2 separate regions of the Homo sapiens genome follow, and region 2 is linked to region 1. The links are chromatin contacts, found by Hi-C or POLR2A ChIA-PET in ENCODE. All regions are on one chromosome and are shown on one strand. The core of a region is the stretch at or near the end of the contact, and the rest is flanking DNA. Distances in the headings are between cores, read along the strand shown.

Region 1 (7,799 bases), core at 2,163-4,662:
TTGAATAGTAGAGGGACAGAACAGACAGGGTTTTAATTAGACTAACGCCAAGAGGTGTGAAGAATGGACTCACCAGGGGCAGAGAGACCAAGGGTATGGAAGCTGTTACAGTCATTCTTGTGCAAGGAGATAGGACGTGGATTGGGGTGGAGGCAGGAGAATGAAGGGGAAGGGCTGGGCGGAAGGTACGTCGTAAAAGGGTTCGTGCCTGTGGTCTGATTGCACCAGGCTGACCAGGAAAGCCAAGTTTAAAATAGCAGCAAAGCTGAAGACAGGCAAAGTCAACACATGGGCTGAGGGAGAGGCCATGGAGGTATTCTGGTGAAAGGTGGGAAGCAGATCCGTACCCGTGATAACACCGCACCTCTTGGTTGTTCCGTTGGAGGTGATGAGTTGGGTTGATGACGGGTACCTGGCGGGATGCTCAGGTGGTGCACACCAGTGAGGCTGTGCTGGTAGTTTAAGGGGAGGCTGTGCTTTTTGCTGTGGTCGCTGCTCTGATTGGGGATGCCCCTGCCCTTGCAGGGAGTACAAAGTTTTGATGCTATCCCTGACTATACCCACGTCTTCCCTTTCCTTCAGCCATGCTCAAAGTACACATATCACTGTCTCCAGTCTGACAGGTGTTAATTATGATTTGTGCTGAGAAGAAAGCAACAGAATATGCCTCTACTGATACGTACCAAATATATCTATCTCACCGGGTACTGACATGCACTGGATGAGAAAAAGTTTCTCAGATTGGGAATGGTTGGAAAGTAAAAGTATAAAGAATAGGCATCTTGAAGATACACTACTGTAAAGCCATTTGGACACAGAATGGCTGGAAAGAACCTAAAGAAGAAAACAACATATAAAAGGCAGAGAGCTAATATTTGTTTTATTCAGAGTCTGGCTCCAAGAGAGAATGCAAACGAATGTGAGAGGGTGTTTAATCTGCTCATATCATCAGACCCATAGGATCATTCGTAGTTACACCTGCTAATGATACACATCTGCCTAAGAAAACCATGTTTTTAAAAATAGACAGTGGTATAGTGCCTGGTGTGTACATATATTTTGCATCATCTTGAGAATATCTGAAAATTTTCTATTGAATGCATGCAGAGGAGGTCATGCATTCATTTATTATTTCAACAAATATTTGGTACCTCCTCTGAGTGAGGTGATGTGTCAGGCCCTGGGAAGACATTACAGGCAAAACACAGTTTCTGCTTCATCGAACCGATAGTTGAGTGAGACAGAAGTCACAGCCCAAGGGAGCATGATGTTTCTTTGAAGTATGAATTTGCTTTTATAAATTCATATGAATACGAAGTATATCTGTGTTTGCTCTAAAATGCATTGCTTTAAAATAATGTATACTCCGTGCAAATCTCCATTCAAAAACTCACGTTGTACCAGAAGAAAGAGCAATATATTTTCTATGAGCTAATTTAAATGGTATTTTGGGACCCCTTCCTGCATAGCTGGCTGATATGGTCTGGTTCTGTGTCCTCACCCAAATCTCATCTTGAATTGTAATCCAAATTGTAATCCCCATGTGTTGGGGGAGGAACCTTGTGAGAGGCGATGAGATTGTGGGGGCAGTCACCTCATGCTTTTCTTGTGATAGTGAGCGTGTTCTCGTGAGATCTGATGGTTTTATAAGACGGTTTCCCTTTTTTGCGTGGCACTTGTCATTCCTGCCACCGTGTGAAGAAGAACGTGTTTGCTTCCCCTTCTGCCATGATTGTAAGTTTCCTGAGGCCTCCCCAGCCATGCTGAACTGCGAATCAATTAAACCTCTTTCCTTTATAAATTACCCAGTCTCGATAAATTCTTTACAGCAGTATAAGAACAGACTAATACCCTTGCAGGACCATTTGACCTCAGTGTATCTTGACTTTCCCCTTCCCTCCTCTGAGACCTGTGTTCAGGGGGTCTGAGGAAGGTCAAGACCTTGGAAGTGTGAAGCCCTGTTCAAATGTTTCTTCCAAGACAGCTGTCTCAAGCTCACTGTGCCCACAGGACAGGCGCTCCTGACTCTGGGGCTCCCCTACCACACTTGGTGCATAAGGGTCTTCTCTAGGCTGCTCATGGTTCCTCCAACTGTAACCATCCCCAATCTGAGCTCTTGCCAGCCCCAAAGATCTGCTTCTGACAAATATTCATTGCTCCAAGATCCACAGAACTCCATTCTTACCAGCGTGCCTCCAACCAGCCTTGACCATCTCTTTCTTGGCTTGAGAAAATCTTTCTCTCTTCGTGATTATTGCAAGGATATTTTGTCTGCAACAAAGGTTAGGTAATTTTAGAAACACCATACTAGGCTTTTTGCTGGGATATGACTTTATGGAGCCCTTGAGGAAACAGGCTCAGCCCATGCTACTGGCTTCAACAGAGAGAAGAAAAGGGATCTAATATGCAGGGAAAGAAAATACAAGTTAACATCTTATCTAAAAAAAGTTCCCAGCATAAATGTTTTATTTTCCTCAAATCATCTAGGATATTATTATGGTTAACTTTTGGCTTTAATCCCTCAGATATCACAATAATTAAATTTCTCTTACTTAACAAATATTTCCTGAGCACCTCTTACGTGCCAGGGACACTGTGAATAGAGTGGGCAAAAATCCCTGGTGTTCAGGGCCTGCCTTCTAGAGCCGAGCTGAGGGACTGAAGGAAAGAAGGTTGTCGAGGCATCCCCAGTTCTACTGTCATTATGTGGTCGCTTATGGGACTTCAAAGGTTTTATGAGGTTGAGCAGAAACCAGACATGGCCCACTTTACTGGCTGATTTTTCAGGCAGTTAATGAGATTTTTCAGTAGTATAATAATTGCTTGGTCACCCAACATTAGTCATAAAAGTAAATTTGAAGAGGGGTCAGACCACAGACCACTTTTTAAAAGACCCTCCTTTACAACATTTTTTTATTAGGAAACTTTTACTGTGAAATCATAGTTAGGGAAATATTTCTTCGGTCTCAGAGAATTATCTTTCTATTCTTTCTTCCCCCACCCTAGAGGCCACCTACTTCAGATTCCCTTCGCAGTGTTTGTTAAGTGGTTATCGTTATGCATTGTTAATGCCCCAAACACAGCTTTACATAAAACAGAAAATTTGAAAAGGCACTGAATACAAAAATAAAATATTCTCAGGGTACCCTTCATGTAGATTTGCTCGGCCGGCGGAGGGAAATGGACTTTAAAATTAGGTCATTTGCGTTAGAAACCCTAAGAAGCAAAGTTCCTCCATTCTGAATGCAGAAGTTAAAATCCAGGCCATTTTAAGACAGCTGGGGCGGCAGGGAGGAGAGAGCAGGACATGTAACTTTGTGTGACAGGCCGTCATGGCAACCGCAAAGGAATCCCCACCCCAGGGTGTGTGCCATTCACAAACAAAGGTGCTACCCTGCAGTCTTCAGGGGGAAATGTCTGGCCTTTTATCTCCTGCAAATTCCCCAGGCTCTAGGGAGGCCACACAAAGCAGGGGCTTTTTTTTTTTTCTGTGCTTACTCAGTCTCACTAGAAGGGGCCCTTTCTTCCAAACTCGGTTTCCCTTCCTGCCTCCCCACCCCCCAACCCAGCTAGTTTCTGCCCTTCCTGCCTTCTCCCCCTAAGCCAGGTGTGTCACTGCAGCACATCCCCTTCCTTATATCTCTGGGGACACCCTCAGCTTCTGGATCACAGCCACCCTGCCCTCTTTCCTAAGTCAGGCTGCTAAGCGTTAGGGAGGAATTTACTCTTAGTAAATTCTCAGTTCTTAGTAGGGCACCTCCCTCCTTGCACGCCCTGCCCTAGGGTGGGGACAGAGGGTGTGTGGCCTTTACTTTGTGAGAGGTTCCCAGTTTTGCTTTTTCAACGAAAGGGAACAAGTCATTTAAAAAGATAAGCACTGAGCCAGGGTTAAGGGAGAGCACAAAAATAAGATCATTAGAAATTGCAATTGAAGCCAAGTCTAACTTCGTGTCCAAAGATCAGGATTCTTGGCCTTTGTCACCACTGCTGAGTTCTCCTTCTTAAGGGCCCAGTTTGCTTTTTATAAGCTTCAAGTGCATTGTCCTATTTGAAAGATATCTTCTGCTTAGACAAAAAGAATTCTAACTTTTATTCCTTCGTTATCACACGTCCTCGGCCCCTGATTTGATCTCGGAGCAGGGCTCCAGGCAAACAGTGCCCCCTGAACTCTCGCCTCGGCTTCCCCGGCCTCCTCCCTGAACTCTCGCCTCGGCTTCCCCAGCCTCCTCTCCTCTTTGCAGTCTGGTTGCCTGACGCACGCAGCGCATGCTTGCTTGTCACAGACTGCTAGAATGCAAAACGATGAGAATTAATGCTGTTATTAAAGGATTTTTAAATTAAATGTGCAGTTTAGAGCCAGATGCTGCCTTCTTAAAGGAAGAGAAGTTTAAGTTAAAAAATCTGACAGATATTCGTTCCATCTAGCGTGGCAGAATTTATGGTAGATTACCGTCTTTGATTTCTGTGGCCTGGGGTTGTCAGGTCCACTTGCAAATGCGCTGTGGGAAAGAGTTGCACTTTTGTAATTTGAAAACATATGGGACATATGGTAAATATTACACCCATAACTGTTACGAAGTTCTGTTTCCTTAAAGGACCTTTCTTTTTTGCCTGTACCCTCCAGGGGATTACTTGCAAGAACCCCATTATCTTTCTACCTCTATTTTCCCCTAAAGTCGATTTGCTTTATTCTGATGCTTTAGAATCCCAGTGAAAAAATCTGGAAATCGAGTGTTTATTTTTCTCCAGGCATGACAATACAATATTCTACAACCTCTGGTCTCCTCTTGAGCTAATGTTTATTTTACTTTTCATCTTTGTGTTCAAAGATACAGGCTTTTAAAAAATGAGTTTGTATGTTTTCTCTTTGAAGCCATCCTCCCCCTATTATATCTGTAAGCGGGTCAATTAAATAGGTATTGACAAGTTATTACCCTAGGCAAAACCAAAAACCAACCAAGTCTCAGGATTTAAGAAATGAGATTATAATGTGCAAAATGATAAAGGTTATCATACAGTGCAAAGTCCTATGGGAATGCAAAGGAATGAGAAATCATGTCTGATTAGAATGATCAAGAACAACTTTATTGCAGAAGACACATTTGGAATAAGCCTATTACGGATGTTGTAAGAGGCAATATGGATAACTTAGGGCTCCTGCTGGGCATGGCTGTGAGAGGAATGTGTTTGTAGGCTGCTATGTGGCATCTCCCATTGTGAGACAGCCTCCTGGATTCCAAAGTTGGAATGGTCCAGAGTGGACAATGATGAGCTGGTGGTCCCCTCAAAGATATACTCACCAGTACGTAAGTCACCTATGAATGGTGCAAGGACATAGCACGGTGTGTGGTCATTTCTCCAGATTCTCTGAATTAGGTGAGGCAGGGGGATGGCAGGAATGTGCCTTTTTAAAAGCTCACTGGTTGGCTCTACTGATCAGGTTTGAGAACCACTAGAACTAAAGTACACCATAATTAGGAGAGCTAACTATGTCCCTAACTGTAAGTTCAGGGCTATACCCCAACAGAGTAGTTCAACCCAGCAGTGAGCTAACACATTTGCCTGTTTTATCCAATCCCCTTTTTACATTGAGTCAGGGTAATTTTTCTAAAATGCCAAACAGACTCATAAAATACTTCAGAGGCTCCCCACTGTCCCTAGGAAAATGCCTAATTGTTAACATGAACCACATGATGCTCTTTGATCAGATTCTTGCCCACTTTCTCATCTCATCTCTTCCCATTCCTCTTTTTACATTTCCTGCTCTAAACGTCCTTTTCCTCTCATCTCTAAGCCTTCTCCCATGGCTGACCTTTCAGGGGGCCTGCTCATTCCTATCTGCCACCCGGCAGTACTCTTCCCCCAGGTCTCCCTAGAAACCGCTTCCTGTACAAGGACCTCCCTAATACCTCCATCTACCCGGAAGCCTGCCTTTTATGATCTCAGAGCCATTTCTCTACTTTGAAATAATTGCTTATTAGTCTGTTACCTTCTAGAGAATAAACTTTGTGAAAACAAGAGTCAACTCACCTTCCTCAATCTTGCCCTTCTAGGAGCAAGAACATTCATCTCTCGGTATTCATGAAGTATTGGTTCAACTTCTCTCAGATACCGAAATTCAAGAATGCCCAAGTTCCTGATATAAGGTCTCAGAGTATTTGCATATAACCTATGTACATCCACCCATCTACTTTAAATTGCCTCTAGGTTACTTATAATGCCAACTACAATGTAAATGCATATTATACTCTATTTCTTAGGGGAAAATGACAAGAAAAAAAAAACTGTACATGTTCAGTGCAGACACATTTTTTCCCCAAATATTTTAGATCTGAAGTTGATTGAAGCCACAGATGTGGAACCCACAGATACTGAGGGCCGACTGTGCTGTGTCAACGGAGTGTGCTCACCATAAGCATTGTCGAAAGGATGATTAAATGAAAAAAATAAATGAATAAGGAAATTGAAAACATATTTTTCTCGAGGTCCTACAACAAACAAAAACTGAGGAACAAATTTATAAACAAACAACCAAAAAAGAGACTGACAGAATTCTTATGTTTTTGCTGAAATATAATCTAATTTCTAAGTAGAATTTTACTTTACAATTTGCTGGTGATAACTAAATTATATCACAGTACATTATCTTCAAACGGTTTTTATTGCTGTTGCTATAACTTCTTTTAAGTGTATCCCTCTGATTCAAAAGGCTAGCTCTGAAAAAGGTAAAATGCTTCAAGGACGATTCTAATTCTAATTTTTCAGATCTAGTATACTTTTTAATCTGCATTTGGAAATTATTTAGTTAACATACTAGCAGATAATTGAGAAAATGTGTTAAAAGCTGAAATAGCATACTAGTTCAAACATGTTATATGCCTTGTAACAAAAAGTATTTAAAATAAATTTGCTTCCTGAATTTTCTAGAATTCTGATGTAAGAGTGAGACATGCTCTCCCTGATATTTTAGGAACTTTCTAAGTGGCTCTAACTTCTTAAATTTTTGTAGTCATTCTACCAGTGTTAAGTGACGTTAGAAATTTTGTTTGCATTTACATTTCTAGTAACTGTAAAAATCCTCCCAGTTCCACGACTTTTAACCTAGGATCCAATGACCACACTCCTGTCCCCCGCCACCATCAATAGATTTTCAGGGAGGAGAGAGTGTTTACAAACCTTCTGCAGTTGCATGTAAACCTATGTGGATTTACTTATGTGCCTTTGACTGTGGTGAGGGGTAAGCTTTATGAGATTTTCAAGGGGCACTGTCTGAAAGTGTCCTGAGATGTTTCAGGAACCTGGATAGCTGAGTCCCAATTTGCACCTAATTTATCGTAAAACATCTGACCACAAAGTAAATATGTGTCACCAGGAAATAGGTACCATAAAAGTGACTAAGCCTGCAAAGAAAAGTACAGAGAGTACAGGTTTTATTGCTCCAAATCGCTTGAGGTCTCAGAAGGACAAGTGAATCTGGATTGGCACAGTAGACACAGACATTTAACAAGATTCTCCACCAAACTCTTAAGTACGGCATCTTGAGAAAAACCCTTTGGTGGTGCTGTACGTGATAAAAAACAAAGTTAAGACACAGATCTCTGCTCTCAAGGAGTCTAAGTATATATATATATGTGTGTGTGTATGTGTGTGATGTATACATATACATATACATATTCACACATATACACACATAAGCATGTGTGCCCTCTCACACACACATATCATTTTTAAAAAGATTGGTAGAGATTCACTTCAAATGGTCATGGGAGCATTCGGGAGAAAAGAAGGGAAGATTGATT
Region 2 (7,799 bases), core at 3,961-6,460, 44 kb before region 1:
TGTTCACATTTTAAAATTGCAGAGTTAGGCTCTGGTCACCTTTTGGGGGCACTCTTTGAGGTGTGTCATTCAACTATTAATTTTATACTTCAAAGAGAGTTCACTTTATGAATGCAGCTGCAGAACGTTGAAAATATTATCCCCACCACTGTGGTCTCCTCCAGTTTTGTCTTTAAAATAACAATGTCAGCCCGTGGTTAGAAATAGTAAAGGCAGTAGCTTTTCTAGACACAGAAGGCCATCTATACCATGTTTCTTCTAAGAACAGGCTTTCCCTTGCTTTTCGGTTATATGTATAAGGCTTGATTTGCTGTCATTCAGTGAACTGTTCATGTTGATGAGGAAAAATAGGTATCAGTGTCTTTGACAGATAGAAAATATGGAAGAAAATATATTACAGTTTTCCCTTAACATTCATTATGAGTTACACTGATTTGGAGGAAATAGAAGGTCAAGCTTTCAAATGTTCTTTTTGTTGCTTTTGCTAATAATTTTTTCTCTATGTCCTTTATCTTTTGCTTACTTCAAAATGACAGTTATTAATGACATAGCTACAATTCAAGAGACATTAAATACCATTCTTTTAGAAAAGTTATATATATTATTAAAGTTCTACGAAAACATTAAATGTTATATACATGATGACATTCTATTTTGTTCATTAACATCAAATAATGAATTGTAATCACTGTTCACATTAATAAATTGGTATTTTCTAGAATAGGTCTCTGAGGGGCTCAAGGACCTTAGACATTTTGTTACCATTGCCTCCAAAATGTCATGCTTCCAATATGTGCCCTTGTGTTGTAGTTATGTATGTAATGTTGGTTTCCTTTCGCCTGTGTATGAAAAAGCAGTGTGGTCACCTGGCCTGGAACAATAACAAAACATTGGGAAGATATAGATGGGATAATGGTAAAAATACGTGACTTTTTTTTTTTTTTTTTTTTTTTTTTTGAGACAGGGTCTCCTTTTGTCACCCAGGCTGGAGTGCAGGGACATGATCATAATCAAATCAATCCACCCGCCTCAGCCTCTTGAGTAGCTGGATCTACAGGTGCATGCCACCATGCCCGACTAACTTTTGTATTTTTTTTTTTTTTTGTAGAGACACGGTTTCTCCATGTCACCCAGGCTCATGGTATTTTAATATATTTTAAAGTTCATATTTACAGTTATTATCACTTAGGAATAAAACAGAAATGATGAAATACAAAAGGGTAGTATTGATAAATGTAATAGTTAAGATCCTTTCTGTAAATTAAAGGAAACCTAATTCAAACTGGCTTAAGCAAAAAGGGGATCCTCTGACTCGTTTGACTGTGAGCTGTGTGGTCTGGGTGCAGCGGATCGGAAGAGATCATCAGCTTTCAGCCTTTTTTTCCTACTTCTAGGCCTTGATTTCACTTCTGTAGTCACAACATGGTGGCATCTAGATTCTAAAGCAGGTCACATAATTGCTTTTTCTCAGTGGGAAGAGAACAAGGGTCCCCTTCCTGGTACTCCCTCTCAAAGCTCCCACAGCCTGTAGTGCCCCTGTCGTGGAAGGCAGCATGCTGGAGCTGGGGCTTGGGGGCTGGGCTGCATGCTCCATAGGGAGCCAGGTGGATGGCCACTGGAGGGAAGTGGCCTGGGGGTGGTGCACTGGGGGATTCCCGGAGAGGAATCTGGGTGCAGCTGCTAGAAGACAGCTCTGGCTGTGTAGACTAGGCAAGTGCTTAGAAGATTTTTGACAACCTCTGATTCAAGGCTCACCTTGAAGGTAGTGACAAGGTTTAGGACATGCTATTCCCAAATAGGGCACCTTGTCATATGAGGAAACAGCACAAACAGGAAGCCCACCTTCTCCTCGACCTTTGTTCCTGAAGCATTGCCCATAAGACCCTTATTCCATTGGGGTCCTCTCCTGTCTACACTTGGAGGAAAGGAATGAAGACACGGAGATGCCAAGGAGACTGAGGGTTTGGGTCTGTGTCCCCACCCAAATCTTACTTCAAATTGTAATCCCCAATGCTAGAGGTGGGGGCTGGTGGGAGGTGATTGCATCACAGGGGTCATTTCTAATGGTTCTGCACCACCCCCCTTGGTTGCAATATTAAGTTCTAATGAGATCTAGTCATTTAAAAGCATGTAGCACCTGCCTCTTCTCTCTCTTCCTTGTGCCCTGGCCATATAAGATGTGCATGCGTCCCCTTCACCTTCTGCCATGATTTTAAGTTTCCTGAGGCCTCTGCATAGCAGAAGCCAGTATGCTTCCTGTACGGCCTGCAGAACCATGAGCCAATTAAACCTCTTTTCTTTACACATTTACCCAGTCTCAGGGTTTTTTGTTTATTTGTTTTTTAATAGCAGTGCTAGAATGGACTAATACAAAGATTCTAAACAAACAGGCCTTGCTAAGCTCCCCCAGTTTATTACAGGTAGCTCATATCCCCCTCTGTCTAATCCTACTTCTGCACGACTCTGTCCTCTTCCTCCAACCTAAGCAGAAACAAACACAGGTTGCCCTGTTTCTTTGGAGTCTTCATTTCTGAAGGCTGCCACACATGTAAAATTTATATTAAATCAATGTGTTATGCTTTTCCCTTATTAATCTGTATTTTATTGTAAAGGCCTCAGTCATGAACCTTGAGATGGGTGAGAAAAATACTGTTTCTCTCCTACAGTAGCAAAGAGTGATGCTGGTATGCTCAACACATTCTTCTTAAGGAAAGTTAGTACTTACCATTTGCCTCCTCAATCCAAAGAGAGGGCATGGGGGTTTCTCCTGGCTCTCTGCTTACTGAACAGGGCTCCAAAGGAGCTACTTAGGTCTTAGGAGACATTGTGGAGTGGTGTTGAAGCCCTACCAGTCACAGCATGAAGAGCTAGGCCTGAGACTGTGCAGTCACACACTGCTCCACACCCAGAAGGGCCACACCTGGTTTAATGGTCTCTTGTCACCACCTAGAAATTCTTAATAGTGTTTGAACAAGAGGCCCTGCATTTTTATTTTGCAGTGGGCCTTACAAATCATGCAGCCTGTCCCATTGAAGGCCATAGCTACATGGGGAGCTAGAATAACAGAGGTGAGCCCTGGGGAAGGCACCAGCTGGAAGGTCATTGTCACAGTGACCCCATCTGGAAGCACACACTTACTGATAGCAGAAAGAGCAGAAAGAGCTTGGAGGGGTGTCACTGATACAGAACCTGAGTGGTATGTTAAGTGGCAGCCAGAGAAAGAATGTTGACCTCATTAAAGGAACATAATGGGACACATGCATTGAGGTGGTGTCTCCAGAGAACTCACAAATGCATCCGAAGACAAAAAGAGTTATCCTGGAAGAGCCCCAAAGTTCAGAGAGCAAAGTCCAGAGAACATAGAGGTTTTCTGTCCACTCCCCTCTCCTTCTTCCCCAAGCCCACTCCAATCCAGGAAGAGCCAGAAGGCCGCCTAGTGGGGACAGGGTAAAGTGAGAAAAGGAGAAGTTTTTGAAAGGAAGAAGCTTCCACTTATAAGAGGCAAATGGAAAGTTCCCCTTTCACCCTCAGGAGGTTTGCTAGAAAATCAACTCATCAAGGACAGATTAATGGGAGAAGAGCCACAGAAATTTATTTGATCATAGTTTTGGGTGACAGGGGCATTCAGAATGAAGAAGCCACCTCCCATTGGGGTGCAGAAGCTTATAAACCATCTTGAAGTTACAGAATGAATGGGGGCTTGGATCTTGGCAAAACAGGTTATAGGAGAGGGGAGAAGAGGAATTCTGTTGAGGGGCAATACATAATTCCTAGGGAGAATTCAATGAGTTTGAAGAACCTATGATGGTCTGAATCAAAGTCTGTTGGGCCCACAGAGTGAACAATGGTTTGTGACACAAGTCTGTTCAAGTTTGAGAGACTTTAGTCCTCTTTCCTGTGAAATTAGTTCAGTTAATGAAAACTTATGGAGAGGACCAGAGGTAATTTTTTCTTCTTTGGTAGGTCTGGACTTTAGTCAGATAAGGGAGCTTCAGAGAATGACTTCATCCTATGCTTTGGGAGAGATAGTTGGGGATGGAGGAAGGTCAGAGAGACCTTGAGGCTTCTTTGTCAGTTCAGCATGTATGAAGACCACAGTTTGGTGGTATTGGTTTCCCAGCTCCAATACACTGTAGGTCTCCACAAAGCAGGCCCAAGGGGTGGGAGGGAGAAGGAGGGAAACAAGAACTCCAAGTTAAGTTTAGGATTCTGACAGTTGCGTTGGTTGGACAATAAAATTGCTGAAACTGGACTATTAAAAATGACTGGAGGACTTCCCTTATCTAACCAGAAACACCATGTGACCTATTTGAGCAGCCACCTAAGGATCAAAGTCTGTAGAGAGAGGTTTCAAATGGACAGTAATGAGAAAGGGGAGCCTTGTTGTTTCCTCCCTGTCACCAATGGAATCTCACCCTCTCAACTTAACAAAGAAGACTGCAGAAGATCTTTTCTTGTAAATCATAGCAGTAATTTTACACAGAAGGTATCTTTCTTGAACTTGTTTTTGAAACAATAAGGATATTGAAAGCCTTCCAAAAGTTTTGTTAACATTATGAAATAAATTGTGTGTTAGTTAATATCAGGAAAAAAATTTTATGAAGATGTCACTTCTGAAAAACCCCATGCATGGTGATCAGTGGTGTTGCATAGTGAAGGAAAACCCACCAGGCTTGGAACTAAAACTAGAGCAATATCTCCATTTGGCAATCATTGAATCTCAGTTGTGGTAGCTTAGCCCATCAAGGTGATACCAATGTTGTTAAAGAGAGGAAGTTAAACGCACTAACCAGAAAGTCTCAGAGTACACTCAAAGTACTTTAAGGTTGTGTTAGAAACTAATAATAAAGAAATTCACAGTTTAAGCCGACCTCCCATCCATGGACTCAAAGGGCCACATGAAGGAAGTGGTTTAAAAGACACCCTGTGGTGCCTAGGTATTGGAAGTCAGCCTTAACTATAAATTTCCTTGTTTTCATTAGCTTGGGTTACAACAAGCTGAGCATTTTTTGAATGCCCTCTTAGGTAACTTCCTTTTTTTTTCTTATAAGTTCCATAGTAAAAGAACTTCTGTAATCAGTAATCACACATTCTATTCCTATTTTATGTACTTTCACAATGAAAGACAAACTTATTCATGATCTCATAATTACCTATCTTGTCCTGTGTAACAATCCATTCTTTGTATCAGAAAACATTCTTCTAGGGATTTGGTAAAACCGGTTGAGCAGGTTTTCCTGCAGAAAAACCCAGTTCAAACAGTAGCTCACAAATGTAATCTCAAGTATTTATTTTCACATATGAGTAGGTAAACATCAAATACATAACCAGCAAATTTTTTTTGAACATTCAAAGGTAGCATTAAATTAGTGCCTGGGAATAAAACAAAATACCTCAGGTATTTAGTGATCAGTCAAAACAGGGAAACACAGTGATGGTAAATCTCATGACAGAACCCAATGGCTGGAGACTGCAGCCCATTTTGATGGCAACCTTGAGGTTTACCTGTGGCCATTGGGGCTGGAGGCTTTAGCTCTATTTTATTAAAAAGCAATCCAAATGACTCTTTCAAAGATTCGTGTGTGAATATTATTGAATTCATTTACTGACTAAACACTAAAATTACATGTTTTTTTTAATGACTCAAGTCAGTATGACATTTCATTCCATTTTGCCTTCATTGGCATCAATGAAACTGAGAAAGAAGTGCACTCTGTGTTATAATACCACAATTTAATTTTTTTTTTTTTTTTTTTTTTTTACTATTAAAGAAGTGGAAAAAAAAAGACAGTTAGATAAAAGGTAAAAGTTTAGGGTAAAATTCTGCAGCTCCTTTAACCATAAAATAACATTAGATCAACATCATTAAATGCTAGTGTAACTCTTATCCCAAAGCCTCTTCCGAGTAAACAATCCCTCCAGGATATCGGTTTTCTGTAGCAATGTGCTTAGAAAAAAACCCTTAGTTTCTATGCCAAGAATAAAATTCTAGCTCTCAAAATATTTGCATATGTAAACATTTCCAAATTCATATTCTATACACATGCTAAAACCTCTTGGTGTTTATACATGCTTTTGTGATTAGTCTTCAAACTTTTTGTTGGCCAGATATGTAAAACCCACAGCTAGAAGTTGGATATTAGAAAAAAGGATAAAAATAGCAATAAGGATAATTTTGTTCATTATTAGCACTTAAAATTATGCTTAGCTCTAAGAAGGAATTATAAAATACTGAAGACCCCAGGTAGAAGTATTTGTAATTTAAATTTTACCTATGTTTAGGTTTGTACCCCAAATTTGTCAGGATCTCTTAATTTGAGAATAGGGGAGTCATTGGCTAAGACATAAGATAAAAGGTGCACCATCTTGATGGGACACAATGGTTTTCCTTTTCTCTCCAGTTGAGGCAAATTCAACTAGGGTTTTTGATGTGACATGCAGTCTAAGACATCACAGGCCAATCAGTGGATGTGCCTGTGATGGGTTAAAAATGAAGGCACATAGACACACCTAATTATATATAATTCACCCTAAGATGTTCAAATTCTAAATATTGGGGAAATATAAGAACTTACTAAAAAGGTGCAATTTAGCTGTAGCAAATGATAGGATTGTTTCTAAGTTCCATATTACTTCAGTGCCTGTGAATTTCACTACATAAATAATTTATAGGAAACTGACCTTAATAATTACTTTGAAAAGAAGTCATGAATATCAGTCGTTTCAAAGATTGAATCAATTGTTTTCCATGATCGCAGAGAGCTGCAATTATTATACATTTTCTACTTCTATCTCAAATGTTATTTTTTGGTTCTCTGTACATATAGCCCATTAATTTAGTCACCCAAGATACAAACTAGCTTTAGTACTTCTCTCTGACCCTTGGGGGATCTTCAGAGGAATTGGACAAGTATGAGAGAGAGGCCAAGCAGCTCTGTGCTCATATTGTCACTGATTTTTCCGCTGTACATTCTTCAAAAATCTTCCCTTTGACAGAAAAAAAGTTATTTCATTCTCTGTCATTCTTTAACATATAGTGGGAGACATGGCTGATTTATTTTTTTAATCAAATGTTGATTGAACGCTTACTCTGTGCCAGGTATTTTTTTAATTCCACGAACCCAAATAAAGATAATACGCTCACCCTGAAAGAGCTTATAGTATATTTATATCTTAGTCTGTTTGGGATGCTGTAACAAAACAGCATCCCAATTGGATGCTGTTTTATAATTGGGTGGCTTATAAACAATAGAAATTTATTTTTTATAGTTCTAGAGGCTGGGAACTCCAAAATCAAGGTGCCAGCAGATTTAGTGTCTGGCGAGGGCCTGCTTCCTGGTTTGTAGAAAGTGCATTCTTGCGGAGTCCTCGGGGCCTGGTGTAAGGGACAAAGGAGCTTTCTGAGGACTCTGCCCTCATGACCTAATCACTTCTTAATACCATCACCTTTAGGGTTAGAATTCCAACCTATAAATTTCGGGGAGACATAGGCATTCAGAGGGTAGAAATTTATAAATGTTAATATGAGTCACATTCACGCATTATTATGCATAGTTTTAGATATAACCTTCACCAGGTGACTTACTATCTTTATAAAGAAGACTTTTAATATTTTGATTTGCTCTCACACTTAACATAATAGATATTGCCAGATAAGTAAGTTAACTCATGGTATGTTGTTTAGTTCCAAGAAGTGGGCTTCAGTGCAGAAGATAAAGACATAACTCTTATCCATTGGGGAAGTTATGATGTTCTAGAGAAAAAGAATAGCAGAAGAAGAGAGAGGTACAGAAACCCTG

Evidence for each region. A loop is a pair of places that touch in the nucleus more often than their neighbours do. ChIA-PET counts read pairs that join two places held with the same protein, here RNA polymerase II (POLR2A). Pooled maps may share reads with other maps.
Region 2: a loop to region 1 is called in a map of HCT116, with 2.1 times the contacts of the local background. The contact joins two enhancer-like sites. A Hi-C loop is called at or near these places in 7 of 168 maps with a recorded cell type or tissue (Caco-2, Calu3, HCT116 and 4 more) and 5 of 50 pooled maps. POLR2A ChIA-PET finds 5 or more read pairs at or near these places in 8 of 52 experiments (AG04449, BJ, GM12878 and 5 more).

Annotation. Positions count from the first base shown.
Region 1 is chr13:106,096,369-106,104,167 of GRCh38, reverse strand. No RefSeq gene overlaps it. Among named protein-coding and RNA genes, the nearest start is that of LINC00460, 280 kb to the left of the region's middle. RefSeq lists an enhancer at 3,007-3,874. Within about 2 kb of position 3,412, at least 6 of the 41 ENCODE cell types and tissues checked have a DNase peak (open chromatin) inside an H3K27ac peak, as active enhancers do; they include HCT116, PC-3 and PC-9, where a contact is called at or near this core.
Region 2 is chr13:106,141,787-106,149,585 of GRCh38, reverse strand. No RefSeq gene overlaps it. Among named protein-coding and RNA genes, the nearest start is that of LINC00460, 230 kb to the left of the region's middle. Within about 2 kb of position 5,210, at least 7 of the 41 ENCODE cell types and tissues checked have a DNase peak (open chromatin) inside an H3K27ac peak, as active enhancers do; they include HCT116, PC-3 and PC-9, where a contact is called at or near this core.